Regions from separate parts of the Homo sapiens genome. Here region 2 is linked to region 1. Evidence: chromatin loops called from intact Hi-C (ENCODE). Cell type or tissue: chondrocyte. All regions are shown on one strand. Each heading gives the region's core, and the rest is flanking DNA. Links, peaks and the distances in the headings are about the cores only.

What was found. Peaks named below come from ENCODE experiments on the same cell type or tissue, not always from the same donor. Only the 100,000 strongest peaks of a DNase experiment are listed, where the experiment ranks them.
Region 2: a loop joins it to region 1, with 3 times the contacts of the local background. A loop is called at or near these places in 2 of 110 quality-filtered maps.

The regions. Positions count from the first base shown.
Region 1 is chr9:115,593,093-115,600,889 of GRCh38, reverse strand. LOC105376235 (a long non-coding RNA gene) reads right to left here and starts at 4,207. Exons shown (of 7, transcript XR_930270.3): 1 at 4,145-4,207; 2 at 3,781-3,861. In chondrocyte, for the core only: no CTCF peak of the experiment used is centred there; no DNase peak of the experiment used is centred there.
Region 2 is chr9:115,783,748-115,791,544 of GRCh38, reverse strand. The region is part of intron 2 of LOC105376234 (a long non-coding RNA gene); the gene reads right to left. Among named protein-coding and RNA genes, the nearest start is that of LINC00474, 140 kb to the left of the region's middle. In chondrocyte, for the core only: no CTCF peak of the experiment used is centred there; no DNase peak of the experiment used is centred there.

The DNA.
Region 1 (7,797 bases), core at 2,122-4,621:
GATCTAACCCCAAAGCCCTTGGTCTTTCTTCCTCTCCTTCTGTATAATTCCTTTATCTTTTCTTCTCAATCCTTCTCCACATTTCACACTCTCACTGTGCTCTTCTTTCCAGGAGGAAAGATACCTTTCAGACTTGGTGACAGTTAGATGCTAGAAGCTGAATGTGTGGCCCATTCAGAAATGAAATTACTCTGTGCCCAATTGACACGAGCTACTGCTCTAGGTAAAGTACCCTCCCAGGCACTAAATATGGTGCAGATGGATGGAGTGTAGTTTAAGGATTGAACATAACAAAGCACTGCTTGACAGAGACTCAAGTGACTTGGGATTAAATTATAGATATTCTATTAACCACGTGTATAATTTTGAGTCTCTCAGAATCTATACTTCATTGTCAATAAATAGAGATAATATTCTATATGATGCATTAATCAAATTGATATGAAGATATAAAAGTGTTTCATCAAGTACTTCACACAAAGTGTTGATTTTCCTACCTGGCACCCGGCCTGAAGGAACTTCTGATCCTAGCAGCTTTTGCTTTAAATTCTATGTAAAACTGTAAACTACAAAGCAGTGTGAATTCCTGTTAATTTCAGACAAGAATTAGAGAGCTGACTGTAAAACCATTGAAATTGCTGCCTGGTTCTTCAGGACTTCTCCAGGACCTCATAAAACCTGGGCCATAACTGGTCCTCAAAACCTGAGCCATAACTTGTCCTCAAAATACACCCACCAAATGAATGAATATTGCTGTCACTGCAGGAGAACCAGACTATGAAGTCAGAAACATGGGCTCTGGTCCCAGCTCTACTCCTCACTGACACTAGTAAGTAAATTCAGTTTCTTGTGGACTTGGTTCTTTATCTTTAAAAAGAGCATGTTAAAACCCTGACTTCATAAAGTTGTTATGTAGAGCAAATAAAACTCCACATGGAAGTGCATTGTAAACTATAAAGAGATGTGTATGTACAAGAAGACGAACAGAATTGACTTGTATTCCTAAAGGAATGCATAGGCATACAAGTGCTGTGCTTGAGGCTCTCAGAAGATCCCCATGCAAAAGTCTATAATTCAAGGTCTAGTGGTTTATTCCATTTTTACAAATGACCATTCATCATCTTGACCTGACACTTAGCGAATGAACCATAATATCCTCCAATCCACTGCTTAGCATATTCTTGGCAGAAAGAACATTAGAGACCAATGGATCCTCTACTTTCTTTTCCCCAGTACACACCATTGTACTGATGAGGAGCCTGACCCCCAGAGGGCAGGGACTGTGTCTTCCCCTTTCTTCAGCACTTAGCACAGTGCCTCGCCTATTACATTTTCATTAACTCTTCAATAAGTGAATAAATAAACAAATTAAATGACTTGTTGAAGCTACCCTCAGTGCCTAGCACAGGGCCTGACCTACTATGTTTAGTTGTTGTTGTTGTTTTTAATGAAATGAATAAATGGATAAATGCTCATCCAGCAAGTTGGTAGCAGTGATGGGACTCAGACCCCTTCCTTGGCAATCTGTATCCCAACATATCACAAGCTGGTATTCATCCTGGCTTGCATTTGCTGCTAATTGACTTAGGTTTGTGCATTTGTTTCTACATATGTACCTCTAACTCTGTAGAAGAAACAAGAGAGTTTGTCACTATGTCTCTGGGAATATATAGCTTAGGGTTTGTCACCCAGTAGGTAATCAATAAATATGTCTTAATTATATGAACCTGGGCAAATTAAAGAAGCTATCTGGAGTGTGACTTCTGAGGAAGAGACCTGGTAGGAAGTATTTGTGTGGTCTCATAATGTATTTATTTACAAGACTAATGTTTGTCTAAGCTCCAGAAGATTTCTGGCTTCATTTTGGTAACTGTGTGCATTTGTGTTATTTTCCATCCTTCTGGGGAAAATAGCCCATCCTTCTGGGGTCCAGCTGGGCTACAAAGTAATAAACAGACATAAAAATTGGCTGACTCCATGACAAGAAGTGGGAGCAACCCAAACCCTTTAAGAAATTCTTCTCTCAGTAGTGAATGCACCAGCATCCAGCTAGTTCAAGCAGGGTTCAAGTAAGCACTCTAACTTTGTGAAAACTATTTATGACCAGCACAATAAAACCTCTCTACCCACTCAGTTGCTGGGCATTTGAGACATAGTTGTTTTTCTTTCAGTCTGTTCTTTGACAGCAATCAACAACATTGAGTTACTTTGACAATTTTGACAACTAATTCAGGGTATGAGCAAGCCTCTCCTTTTGTTTACTTAGTATATCCCTTTGCAATTTAAGAATTCTACGGTGTCTGATACAAATCAATGGTCTTACTTCCTTCTGAATGGCTGAACCAAGTTTAAAACTACTGTCTAAAATATCTTACTGGATATTCTGAAGAGACCAAATCAGTTTCAAAGGTTCATCATGTCTCTTTGCTCATGACATTTACTTCACAATCCCATAAACTCCAAAAAAATTACTATAGTATGCATTTGACAGATGACTCATTTGCCAATCTGTTTATTTCATGTATATTGAATTGATAAACTTGTCCCAAAAGATAGATTAAGAGGTAAAAGCCATGGTCTGTGTCCTAAAGGATACCATGTCCAGGCATGAAAAATGAAGCATGAGTATCAATTTCTGTGGCACCAGAGAGTGCTCACTGACACAGACAAGAGACACACAGTGCCCCAGAAACTCAGAGAGAAGAATGGCCACTTCTGGAGGTGGACAAGAGGAGGGAGATGGAATTTAGAAGGCTTCATGGGACAGGTAATCCTTGCACTGGGCCAGAACTGTGTATGCAATACTAATCTGTTATTAGTGAGGGAAAGAGGTGGGAGCCTAACCCACCCAGGTGAAAAGCATGGTTTTTACCAGCTCACTGTGCCCTCTTACTCTACTGAAGTCCTATGGTCCTAAGCATGTACCCTCTTGGGGCTATTCTTGAAAAAATAACAGTAACCAAATTTGCTGTGTGCCAGATATCATTTGAAGTGCTTAACATTTGCTAGCTCCTCACCACAAAGGTAAATGAAGTAGGTTGTCTCCATTTTTGTACGTGTGGAAAACATACTTGAGTTTAAATACAAGTGTTGGGCACTTGACCAACATCAAGAGCTAGTCAGTAGAGCAGCTGGGCTCCAATTCAGTTCTCTCCTACTCCTTAACCTACCTTCCTTAAACCCCGTGCTAACTACCTTCTTGGTCAGATGGTTTAATTGCTCCGTGGGGGAAAATGAGGGTTGGTAGAATCATCTAGGGAGATATCCCTTTGGAACTTACTCCCCCAGGGCTCCATAATTGTGCTTGTATGAAACAGAACTCCCAGTGCCTACCATCTGAGCTCATGATCAAAGGAGATTGCAGAAACTCACAAATGTCAAGTGCCCATTTATCCCAGATTGTACTGTGGTGCTTTAATCTACTCAGTCTGTTTACCCTCACAAGAAGCCTGTGGACAATGGATTATTTTCTTCATGTTGTAGATGAGAAATCTGTCTTGTAAAGTTTCAGAAGTTGCTTGATTTCCCACAGCCAGTCTCTACCAAGGCAGCATTTACAAGTAGGATATTTACCTCCAAAACCCATCTTATTTTAACTTTCTCCCTCTGTAGATTGCACAGTACCCTGTAGCATATGGCTTAATGATCACAGTGAAAAAGGAAAATTAAAAAAAAATAGAAAGGATAAGGAAAAGAAGATATAAAAGGAGAAAGAGGAGGAGGAGGGAAAGGATAATTAAAAAAAAGTAGTCAGAATGTACTTACATGCAAGCTACTTACATGCTTTAAAGGAGCCACAGTATTAAGTAATATTCACTAAGGTAGGACATTGACATAAATATTCAGGGGACATTTTCCGACCTGGATTTTGAATAAAAGAAAGACCAGAACGTAAGAGGGAGTAGGGTTTTAGTGCTCTGAGATGCCAGATTGGACACAGGAGGAAAATCTGCAAGACTAGCCTAGTGTAGCAATGGTGTTGGTTTTTACATAGCAATTTGCTGAAACATCTTCCACAGGATTACATGGCTCTCTTAACTTGAAAGTCCCTTTTATTTGTTTATTAAATTAACTGATAGACAAAAGGTTCAGTCTTTCACTATCAGCCTACGGAATTTATTAGTCAAATAACGATTGCCCTCACCTCAAGTTATGTTTTCATTGTATTTGTTCCATGTCTTCTGAGCTCTGGCTTCCTTGGAATGAGGCTTGCATTCTCGGCAAGATCCGTTAAATCTCTCTACTTTGCTGATAGCAAGCAGCCCAGAAACAAAACAAAAGCATTGAATCTATATTTCCCTGCCCCCTTTCTTTCTTCCTTTTCCTCTCTTCTCTAACCCCTCCCCTAGAGAACACCAGAGAAATAAAAAGTCGTAATTAAGAAAAGGACTAAGAATAAATTCCATGCATTTAACCCAAGTTCCATCTCTGAACCCAGGAGGATTGGTGCATAGCTGTGGTTGTGCTAGAGGAAGCGTGCTGGGAACTCATGCTGTGCTTTCAACACAAATACAGCTCATAAGGAATAGTTTATCACTTAAACCATCTCTTTAATTCTGCAGAGTAGAGGGAAGACCTCAAAAAAGGCTCAGATACAACCACCACGGCCACCAGGGTCTTTCACTTCTGGAATCCCTCTGGCATAAATAGCTCAGAGCAATTCACAAACATTTATTGACGAAACCCCATGACCCCTCCCCCAAGTGAATACTTTAATATCCCATTCTGCAGAGGGCAAAATGGTAACATGGAGAAGTTCAAGGCGCTTGGCTGCCTGCCATGCAGAGAAAACGAAGTCGTGGCTGGATTCTGAAAGAAAAGCATCGCCAGGTGCACAGTGGATTATTCAAGAAATGTGGTGAAAAGAGCACAGGGCTGTAAGTCAGACCTGGGCTCTCATCCCTGTGCTGTCGCTCACTTGCTGGGGAACAGTGGCCAAGTTACCTCCCTGCTCTGGCCTCAGTCTTCCCACATGTGTAATGGAAGGTTGAACTAGAAGACCTTAAAGCCCCTTCTACCTGTAAAAATGATGGAGTTATAAGTCCACCAAGCCAGAGGACTAGACAGGCTTTCATATCATGGCAAATCCTAAACCTTGCAACCCTCTTTTTGTTGGAGGGACTCCTCTATGCCTCTCCAAATTCAGCCTCTTAAAGCCTGGTTCTACTTCTCCTCTTCCAGGTGGTGTTCCCTGATTTGTTGCTGCCTATAAGAATTCTGTGGCCTTCAGAACACCTGATTGCTTACTTTTTCACATGGGAGGAGCTCAAACAGTATTACTAAATTAGAAGATTCTGTGTGGTTTAATCCTTAATTCAAATACCCTCATCTAACCAGTGGGACCTGGAGGGCAGAATTAGAAAAGTGTTTGTTAAACCTTAAATATCTTAATAGATCTTCAACCTTCAATATCTATTAATAGGTGCTTTTTTCCTAAATCCATCTGGATTTTAAAATCCTGATGATACATGCCCAGAGAGGTGGTTCTTAATGTGGAGGTCCAATTTAATGCACTGTAATTTAATTTAGCAATTAATTATTGATCATGTACTCTTTGCCAAAAACTAGAGTAGACTCTGGAGTTACAAAGATTTCTAAGATTCAGTTCTTTTCCCAAAGGCTATTCAGCTCCCTGAGAGAAGCAGGTAAGGAGAAAGGCAGCTGTAATACATTGAGATTATTTCAATAGCAGAAGCATCTACAAGACAAACAGGAGGTATGAGGCAAATAAAGAATAAAAAGGCCAATTACAGCTCAGATTTCGTTGAATTTGCTTTGCCTTAGACCCTAAAATAGTAAAGTTGTGACATGAAGATTTCAACTTTGATAAGATTTCATAAGACAAAGTTGGAAGATCCCAAGATTATTGTGTATGTATGTTGGGGGTCAGAGGGAAGAGGGGATGCTGCATGAGTGAAAAACTTAAACTAGATGTTCTTTTAAAGGAAATGCAGTTGGCATGAACACAGTTTCTAAACTAATGTATACCAAGGTATAGATTCACTGCAATTAAAAGTAGGTCATTTGAGACAATCCCATGGCGTCACATATAGGAATATTTCTTGTCCTTCCTGGCTTGATTTCCTTAAATGGAAAAGGGGTGGTTAGATGAGATAATCACAATAATCCCTTCCAGCTTTGGTGTTCTGTAGCTACATGGAACACAGACAGTGTCTTCTCTGTTGCCTCCCACAACATTTATTGCTGGGTTGGGCACTAGAATGGAAGACAGGAGGGAGGAAACAAGAAAAGTGGGGAGAGAGGGTTGTTTTCTCCCTCCAGGGACTCTGAATTTTGAAGTAAGGTGAAATTCAGAGGTATTCAGAAAAGAAGTAGCAGGATATGAGTTGTCATTATAAGTGTATTCCTTAGATGTAATAAAGGTTTTTATCTTGTGTAGTGACATTAGCCAGATACTTGTAATCAGAAAGCTTGGGTTCAAGTTCTGGCACTGTAATTAAATAGTTTGTAGATCCTTAGGAATCTACTTACTCCCTTGAGCCTTAATTTCTCCTCTGTAAAATGGAGTAAATAACACTGACTGTTAATTTAGATATATTAAATATTTGAGAGAGACATGCTTTGTAAACCACAAAAGGCTATATAGAGGTTGGTTATTATTGTTGTTATAAAGGGGTGTGATACTTTTCCAAAATGATGATTTTATAGACATTTGTGACAGGCAATAAGAGAAAGAAGTGGAAATCAGAGAGTAATCAGATCTACTAGAATACCCTGTTCTATCCTCACATGAGCTGTGAGCCGAGTCTGTATTCTGCGTCTCCTTTCACAGAGCAGTAAGCAGAAGCTATGGAGAGCTGGTGGGCTCTCACAAGCCCATTGAGCTATACACTCAGAGAAAAAGCCGCTAATAATTTCCATCTCACCCTGGAGCAGATACACACACAGTGTTGAGATTGCTCATGGCCATAGAAGAGCCTCAGCTGGTAAATTTATAGAAGGCTGGTCTGCATTTTTAAGCAAGATAACTAAGCCTCCAGAGTTCACCCTGAATTTAAAAAAAAAAATCTTTACAAGTATATGATTCTTACAAGCTGAGATTTATGTAGAGATTTTGGTTTGTTGATGTATAAAGTAAATTTTTAATTCACCGGGTAGATGCCAAAGCAAACCAAAGTTAGTATATCAGCACCATCTAGTGGGTGATTTCAGTCAATGCACACACTAGAGGAGAAAACGGTAGGCAAAGAAAGTGTGTACCCCCCAAAGCTTTGGGAAGGCTGCGGAGGAAATAGCACTTATCAGAGAGAACCTTAGGCTGGTCATGGGGGCCCACACCTGTAATTTCAGGGCTATGGAAGGCTAGTGCAGGAGGATAGCTCGAGGCCATGAATTTGATACCAGCCTGGGCAACATGGCAAGACTCCAGTCTCTACAAAAAATAAAAAATTAGCCATGTATGGTGGCATGTACCTGCATTGTAGCAGCTATTCTAGAGGCTAAGGCAAGAGGACCATTAGAGCCCAGGAATTCAAGGCTGTAGTGAGCTGTGATTGCGATACTTCACATTAGCTAAGGTGACAGAGTGAGACCCTATCTCAAAAACAAACAAACAAACAAAGGAAAGCAAAGGAAACCTTAGCCAGGAGCTCTAGTAGTCAGCATGGGTCAACAGGTCTTCTACTTCAGTTAAGGCATGATGAAACAATTAGACCACAGAAACAGTCCAGACACTGTCTAGTTTTAAATCTCTCAGTTTCTTGGCCTGTGAAATGGGGATAATAATTCCTGCTTTAGAGGGTTGATGATGAGATTATATTATAGTATTAATCAGGA
Region 2 (7,797 bases), core at 2,518-5,017, 190 kb before region 1:
ATTCTTAATAATTATAACAACATTTATTAAACACTTGCTATGTTTTGGGCATTGTTCTAAGTGCTCCTCATGTTTTGTCTATAGAATCTCAGAAAAAAAACTTCAGTGAGGTAGATCATATTATTATCCTGTATATATAACAGAGAAAGAAACTGAGGCACAGAGATGGCAAATAATTTTTTTAAAAATTATCTTGTTACGTGGCAGAACCAATCCAAAATTCCAACTCAGGGTGTCAGACTCTAGAACTCAGGCCTCAAGCATTATGCTTGATCACTTCTTCCATGCCTTGAAAGATGGTCAAATAAAGCAGTGTGGCTATTCTGATGTGGGAAAAAGAGATAACAGAGAGCTAAGGAAAATGGCAGCCTTCTACAGAAACTTCATTTGTACCTGCAATGAGTAAACACAACTCACTTTCTCCACCTGCACTTTTTACACAAGCACAAAAGAGTGAGCTGAGGTGAACCATGTCATTAGGGGCCTAAACTCCAATTGTCCTTCTCTCTGGCCTGGAGCCAGATCCCCTGCTTTAGGCCGTGTCATTTTCCTCTGAGGTATGCACAAAGTAGAGGTTATTCGTGTCACATCTGTTCCTGCTTTTTGGGTCCATTGGAAAAAAAAAAATCACTGACTTTATTTTCCAAGGGAGCCCCTTTTAAGAAAGACCGGATACAGGGTGGCCAGGAGGGAAACCTGTGTACGTCCTTAAAAGCAAACCTTTCAGCATTAGCATTCATAAAGCATATTTTGGCATATGTGCTCAGACTCTAATGTCTCCCCACCGACCCCTGTTCGGGTTTAGAATTTCAGAAACGTCACAATGCTACATTCCTTCTCTGCAAAGAAAATCGAACCTGTATGTCTATATTACACACCCATATGCAAAATCTTCACAGATAGGATGGGCTTTTCTCTGGCTTTTCCTGAGAACAGCCTCCAACTTTAAAATAGCCTTGCATTTTTTGAATTCTGGTTTTTTAATGAAGAGGCTTTCTCCTGCTAAGAGCCTTTGTTTGAAATGAGTAGTGTTTTCAGTAAGCATTATTTCTAAGATTCTTCCATACCGTCTAATATATTCACTCTCTTAAAATACTCATGGTGTACAGCTGGATGTGGTTATAGGCAAATTCTATATCTACAAATAAATTAATATATGAAAGTAAATTGAAATTTGTAAACAATTTTTAGGGCAATGTGTACAACTCCTTGAAATGGGACATTCTGGATATATTTTCCTTTTCTCTTATGGTAAATTAGTGGTAATTTGATTATTAGATAGACATATAACAATTGCCTAGCCATGTAAGCAACATCCTTTACTTCAAGCAGCTAAGGAACCATTTAGCTGCTAAGCTATGGAGTGGAGAATTGGTTAGAGGAAAAGACCCTGAAAGAAGAGATCAAAGAAAAGATGAGGACACAAAACATTCCTCACATTAATCACCAAATTAATTAGAAGTGGAGAGAGATCTTCCTTTCAGTCCTTTTTGACTATCCTACTTAAGACAGGCTCTTGGCTCTGAATTTATTATGGAGGATGTAACATTCCTATCCCATTTACCTGCATAGCTAATTCTCCTTTTATGCACTCATGTCTTGCCTCCCTAAACATACACTAGAAACTCTTTGTGGACAGGAAATATGCTTTGCAATTATACATGTTCTCCTGTTTAGCCCATTACTTTCTACTCAATAAGCATTGATTACACTATTACAGGTAATGCGCGCGCTCTCTCTCTCTCTCTCTCAGTCTCACTCTTCTTATCTTACCCTTTGAACAATCTGCTCTGGCCACCCTTGATGACTTGATATGCCGGATACCTCCAAGTTCTCCAACTCCATTTATTTGTTGAGACAGATCCATTTGTTAGACATATAATACCCGAGTTTCTATTTCCAATTGTGTGACCATTCTTATAGGACTCAGGGAAAAACATTAGCTAATCTCAACCTCAACTTTCTTATCTATAAAATGTAATTATTAAATGGAATGTATACAAAAAGCTTGGAATGGTGCCTGACATGTACTAAGCATTTAATAAATATAATTTTCTTTACCTTTCCCTACTTTTCTACCTCCTTTTGCCTGTCCCATGACAGCTATCTCATTGGCCTTTGTCTTTTGGCATCTCTCATCCTTTCTTCTTACAAGGAAAATAAAATAAATTAATACAAAGCAATTGTAATTTCATTTTTAAAAAGACATGCTTGGTTGGAAAAGAATGATGTGCTGTGGTATTGTACCACCTGACTTTGACAGTAGACTAAAATACAAAGCCATGTCTTCATTTACTTGGCCAGTCCTTAGACATGTTTATGTCCTGCAGCAATTCACTGGAAAACAAATTGATCTTCATGAAATGGGAAACTGTTTACTTAAAGAAGAGGACAATTGGAAAGAGGGTTATGGAGTACCATTCGTTATGTATTCCTCAGTCAGAGTAACCCTGAAGAGTGTCTGTATGAGTGTGCTTACTAAATGCTCATTTACTGAATACCTTCAAGACTTCAAACCAGGCAGTAGGTGCTGCAGGTGACTTTAAGGTAAAAGACAGCATCTTTGATCTGAAGGGGTCAAACAGGAAAGACAGACATGCTAAAGCTGCATGGCAATGTAGTGGGATAAGGGTTTTCTGCTGGGAATACAGGAAGCTCTGGAAATGCAGGGAAGAAAACAAGAGACAGAGGAGGTTCCTAGAGGGAGTGATGAGAATATAAATGGAGGAAGCGAAAGCATGTGCAGCATTAGCACTGGATGAATCCTTAGAGGTTTTCTGGCCCAGTCCCTGCTAAGCCAGGTAGCTAAAGGCTAGAAAAATATCCAAGCTCACATTCTTTGCAATTTACATATGAGTCTATTGGATATGGACAGATGTTGCAGGCTCTGTTCTCTAGGTTCAGACGCTGAAATGAAGTTCAGCATACAAGATGTTTATTAGGGATCAATACCTCTGAAAGGAAGAGGGAGGGTACAGGATTGATACTGGGAGAAGTCAAAGGCCATGCAGGCCTGACAAGGTTCAGCCAGTCCAGCAGAGAGCTTGTCAGAGTGCCCTGCATTAGGAGAAATAACAGATTTTATACCCTGCTCCACCCAGGCTCTGGATGCAGACTGTCCCAGGGAGGATGTGAGCTCAATGAGGCAGTTTTCTGTGGCCAACGTAGACCCTGAAGTTGCTGACAGTTGGAGGCCATCTGTTGACTGTATTCTCCATACCTGGGAACATTCCCTTCCTTAAAAGGGTATCTAGGCAGCATATCTTTGTGTCTACCAGAACAGAACTGGATTCAACTAATATTTACTGAAAACTTACTATGTGCTAGACACTGTGCCAAGAAATTTTATAAATTTTATCTTGTTTGATCTTTCTAGCATGAAGAACGTGTCATTATGCTACCCATTAGTTCACAGGTTCATAGGCCAGTTTCCTCATGGCATGAAATGTCAACAGCAAAACCACTTTTCACATGCAAATTCTGAACAGTCTGAGAGCATTTACCAGCATCACCTATAGCTGACATCAGCAACAGGCATTGCAACCCCCACTTGTCTCAAGAGGGAGCTAAAAGAGAATCAGCCTATGCTTTAATTTAAGAAGAACTGTCAAATCTGAGTCCAAAGGGCCAATGTCTGGGTCAAGTCCACTTCTTTATCTGAGTGGTTTTCAGTGATTACTGAGCCAACAGACCATTTATATCATGGAAGCATGAGATGCAAACATCTTTCCAAGTTTGGGAAAAGATCCCTGAAATTGACAACTCTAACGTCTTCATAGAAATCAGGAATCTTGGCTATAATGTTCTGGGCAAGTGAATATTTGAAAAAGTGAATATTTGAATATTTCTAATGACTGGACACTCATAGCCTCACAATGTTGCCCCTCCTGATTGAATTTCTGCCATTCTCTAGAGTCACAAAGAATGAAACCAATTTCTCTTCTCTGTCTCTCTGTTTTTTTTTTGTTGTTGTTAATGAGAGCCACCTTTGTGCAAACTTCTCTTCTTTCCCCTGAATTGCTAACCCTGGTTCTGGCACTTACTCTGACCTTTCTTCGATCACCCAATCTGTGTAAGGTTTTCTCCCTCATTCACATGGTGGATATAATAATATCCACCTAATAAGATTGTGAGGCTTAAAACATGCCATTTACATGGTAAACACTCAATAAACAGTAGCCATTAGGATCAATGACATCAGTGTTCCTTTTATACTCATGGCAATCCCGATGATCAATGAATTGGAGAGCACAGTACATTTCTTCATATGAACATGATACTTCCATTACAAAGATCATCAATATACATAAGTTACTTTTGCTTATGGCTTTTTTCTCCCAAATGGAATGTGCCTTGCATCTAGCTATGATGCTCTAGTCTTTGTGTGCATCTGAATGTTTATGGGGTACACGAATCTCTTATATTCTATTCCTCGTTATTTGGCATCTTTAAATATATTGGATATTTTGCATTCACTATGAGACTTGGAGTGACAGTCTCATCCAGAAATCATACACGTTTGTGGGTCATAGTCAGTCCTTGAATTCAGTTTTCCAAGTAGTGCAGTTTCTTACATGACAGAGGTACTTCACAGTGTATGGGTTATGGCCTGCTTGAAAATCTGATAGGTTATGTCCCTGGAGGGAGGGAGATTTCAAATACACACACACACACACACACACACACACACATACACACACACACACAATTTTCTTTAATTACAGGAGTAATTAACTGAGAACTCCTTACTTAAAAATACTGTGGTTAGTAGTCTTAGTAATTCATGAATCAGGGTGGGAGGGATCCATTTTTGTGATCTGTCTTCTGGGCAGAGACAGTAGAATAGAAAGAAAAAAGACTAAATGGGTAGTGGATTCATCATAAGGGAGTTAGTGAAACTTGTAAGTAATTTCACATCTCTTCCATATTAGGAGAGGCTAATATTCTTAGAATAACGAATGAAATCATGGGTGCTCAGAACAGAGCACCTAATTTTAAAGCTAATGCATGTTCTATTAGCTGCATATGTCAGAACACTCTGATTCATAACTCCACGAGGCCCAGAGCTATCTGTCCCAAGGGAGGGCAGAAATAGAAAAGACAAAAAACACACACACAATGTTTTGTTATGTCTTTGGCCAGTCCTAGACACATGGAAAAGTTTGTTTGCTTCATTTGACTTGCAGTCTTTTAGCCAGCCCATTATCTACACACAAACCTGCTATTATAACATGAATCCAGAGCATCATTTTTTCCTCTTTTAATAACTAATATATGAACTTCTCAATTTTATTTATTTATTTATCTATTTATTTTTAGAGGTAGATAGTCACCATACTGGGCCACTGTAAGCTCTGTTTGGAAAGTCTGGTTGGACTCACATGTAAACCTAGAGCTTCTGTAAAATCTTTTCTTTTTTTTTTTTCTTTGAGACAGAGTCTCGCTCTGTCACCTAGGCTGGAGTGCAGTGGTGTGATCTCAGCTCACTGCAAACTCCACCTCCCGGGTTCAAGTGATTCTCCTGCCTCAGCCTCCCAAGTAGCTGGTACTACAGGCACATGCCACCAGGCCTGGATAATTTTTTGTATTTTTAGTAGAGACGGGGTTTCACCATGTTAGCCAGGAAGGTCTTGATCTCCTGACCTCGTGATCCATCCACCTCAGCCTCCCAAAGTGCTGGGATACAGGTGTGAGCCACTGCGCCTGACCAAAATATTTTTTAATGTTTTTTGTCATGATTTCTTTTTATTATTTTACTTTAAGTTCCAGTATATGTGTGCAGAATGTGTGGGTTTGTTACATAGGCATACATGTGCCACGGTGGTTTGCTGTACCTATCAACCCGTCATCTAGGTTTTAAGCCCAGCAAGCATTAGGTATTTGTCTTAATGCTCTCCCTCCCCTTGCCCCCCACCCCCTGACAGGCCCTGGTGTGTGTTGTTCCCCTCCCTGTGTCCATGTGGAGAACCACTCAATTTTAATTGTCACTTTATCTTCCTGTGTCCAGATTTCCTTACTTTGTTTATATCCTCCACACAAGTATTTCCCATACTTAGGTATTCAGACATAGGGTTGCACTTGATGCATTAAATCACCTGCAGAATTGGCTAAAAGTACTGATTCCTGGGTCACATTAAAAGCCCAGGATGAATATAGTCTGACATTGAGCATAGGCGTCAGCCATTATATGTAGATGTTCATTTATTCAGTGGCTCAGTTATGTTTGGGAATTTTCTCTAAGATATTAGCAGTGGGACCTCTACAATTCTCTACCAAGAATATACTGTGTTAGTTCCATGGTGCCTCTTTGACACCATGAATACCTTAACACAATCATCTAGCTTTTCCTGAGCTTTCACTAGAAATTCTATCACAGCAGTATTTTTTAACTTTATTTTAAGCTCAGGGGTACGAGTGCAGGTTTGTTACATAGGTAAACTTGTGTCATGAGGGTTTGTTGTACAGATTATTCCTCATCCAGATACTAAGCTTAGTACCCATTAGTTATTTTTCCTGATCCTCTCCCTCCTCCCAGCCTCTACCCTCCAAAAGGTCCCAGTGTGTGTTGTTCCTCTCTATGTGTCCATGTGTTCTCATCGTTTAGATCCCACTAGTAAGTGAGAACACGCAGTATTCTGTTCCTGTGTGATTTTACTAAGAATAATGAACAACAATATTTTTAATCTCTTAAATATTTTGCTGAGAATTTACGAGGTTCTGAAGAAGAGTAGGTTCTGAGGAAGAGTAATATAGTATAGCAACAGTATTTCACTTGAAATACACCCACTGAATGTGTCTTCTACTGCAGGTACCTCCTCCTTATCTTGAGCACCATCTGGGTTACTCCTAACACTTGATGCTGACACTTCTTCCAAACAGTTTGAATTTTTATGCTGGCCTTCCTCTCACCTTAATTATGCAAGATAGACTCTTTCTTCTCTGTAATGCTTGGCCAGGAACCCGGGATATAACTTCCAGTATAAAGTGCATTTAAAAAAAAAAATAAGCAAACATACTCTTTGCATCAGTCATAACTCTAGGAGCTCTCTTACCTGAAAAAATCCCAATCCATTCTTCAAGTATCAGTTAAAATGCTGCTTATTCCATGAAGTTACCCCAAAAGCAATATGTTCTCCTCTGAACTTTTTCATTTTATCGACACCTTACTTATCACAACAAGCCTATCTTACCTCATAGTAATGGGCTCACAGTTCCACATGGCTGGGGAAGCTTCACAATTATAGTGGAAGGGAAAGGAAGAGCAAAGGCACTTCTTACACGGTGGCAGGCAAGAGAGTGTGTGCAGAGGAACTGCCCTTTATAAAACCATCAGATCTCATGAGACTTATTCACTACCATAAGAAGAGCACAGAAAAAACCCTGCCCCTGTGATTCAATTACCTCCCACTGGGTCCCTCCCATGACATGTGGGGATTATGGGAGCTACAATTCAATATGAGATTTGGGTGGGGACACAGCCAAACCATATCATTCTGCCTCTGGCCCTTCCAAATCTCATTTCAAAACCAATCATGCCTTCCCAATAGTCCCCCAATCTTAACTTATTTCAGCATTAACTTAAAAGTCCACATTCCGAAGTCTAATCTGAGACAAGGCAAATCCCTCCCACCTATGAGCCTGTAAAATCAAAAGCAAGTTAGTTACTTCCTATATACAATGGGGGTACTGGCATTGGGTAAATACACCCATTTTAAATGGAAGAAATTGGCCAAAACAAAGGGGCCTCAGGCACCATGCAAGTCCAAAATCCTGTGGTGCAGTAAAATCTTAAAACTC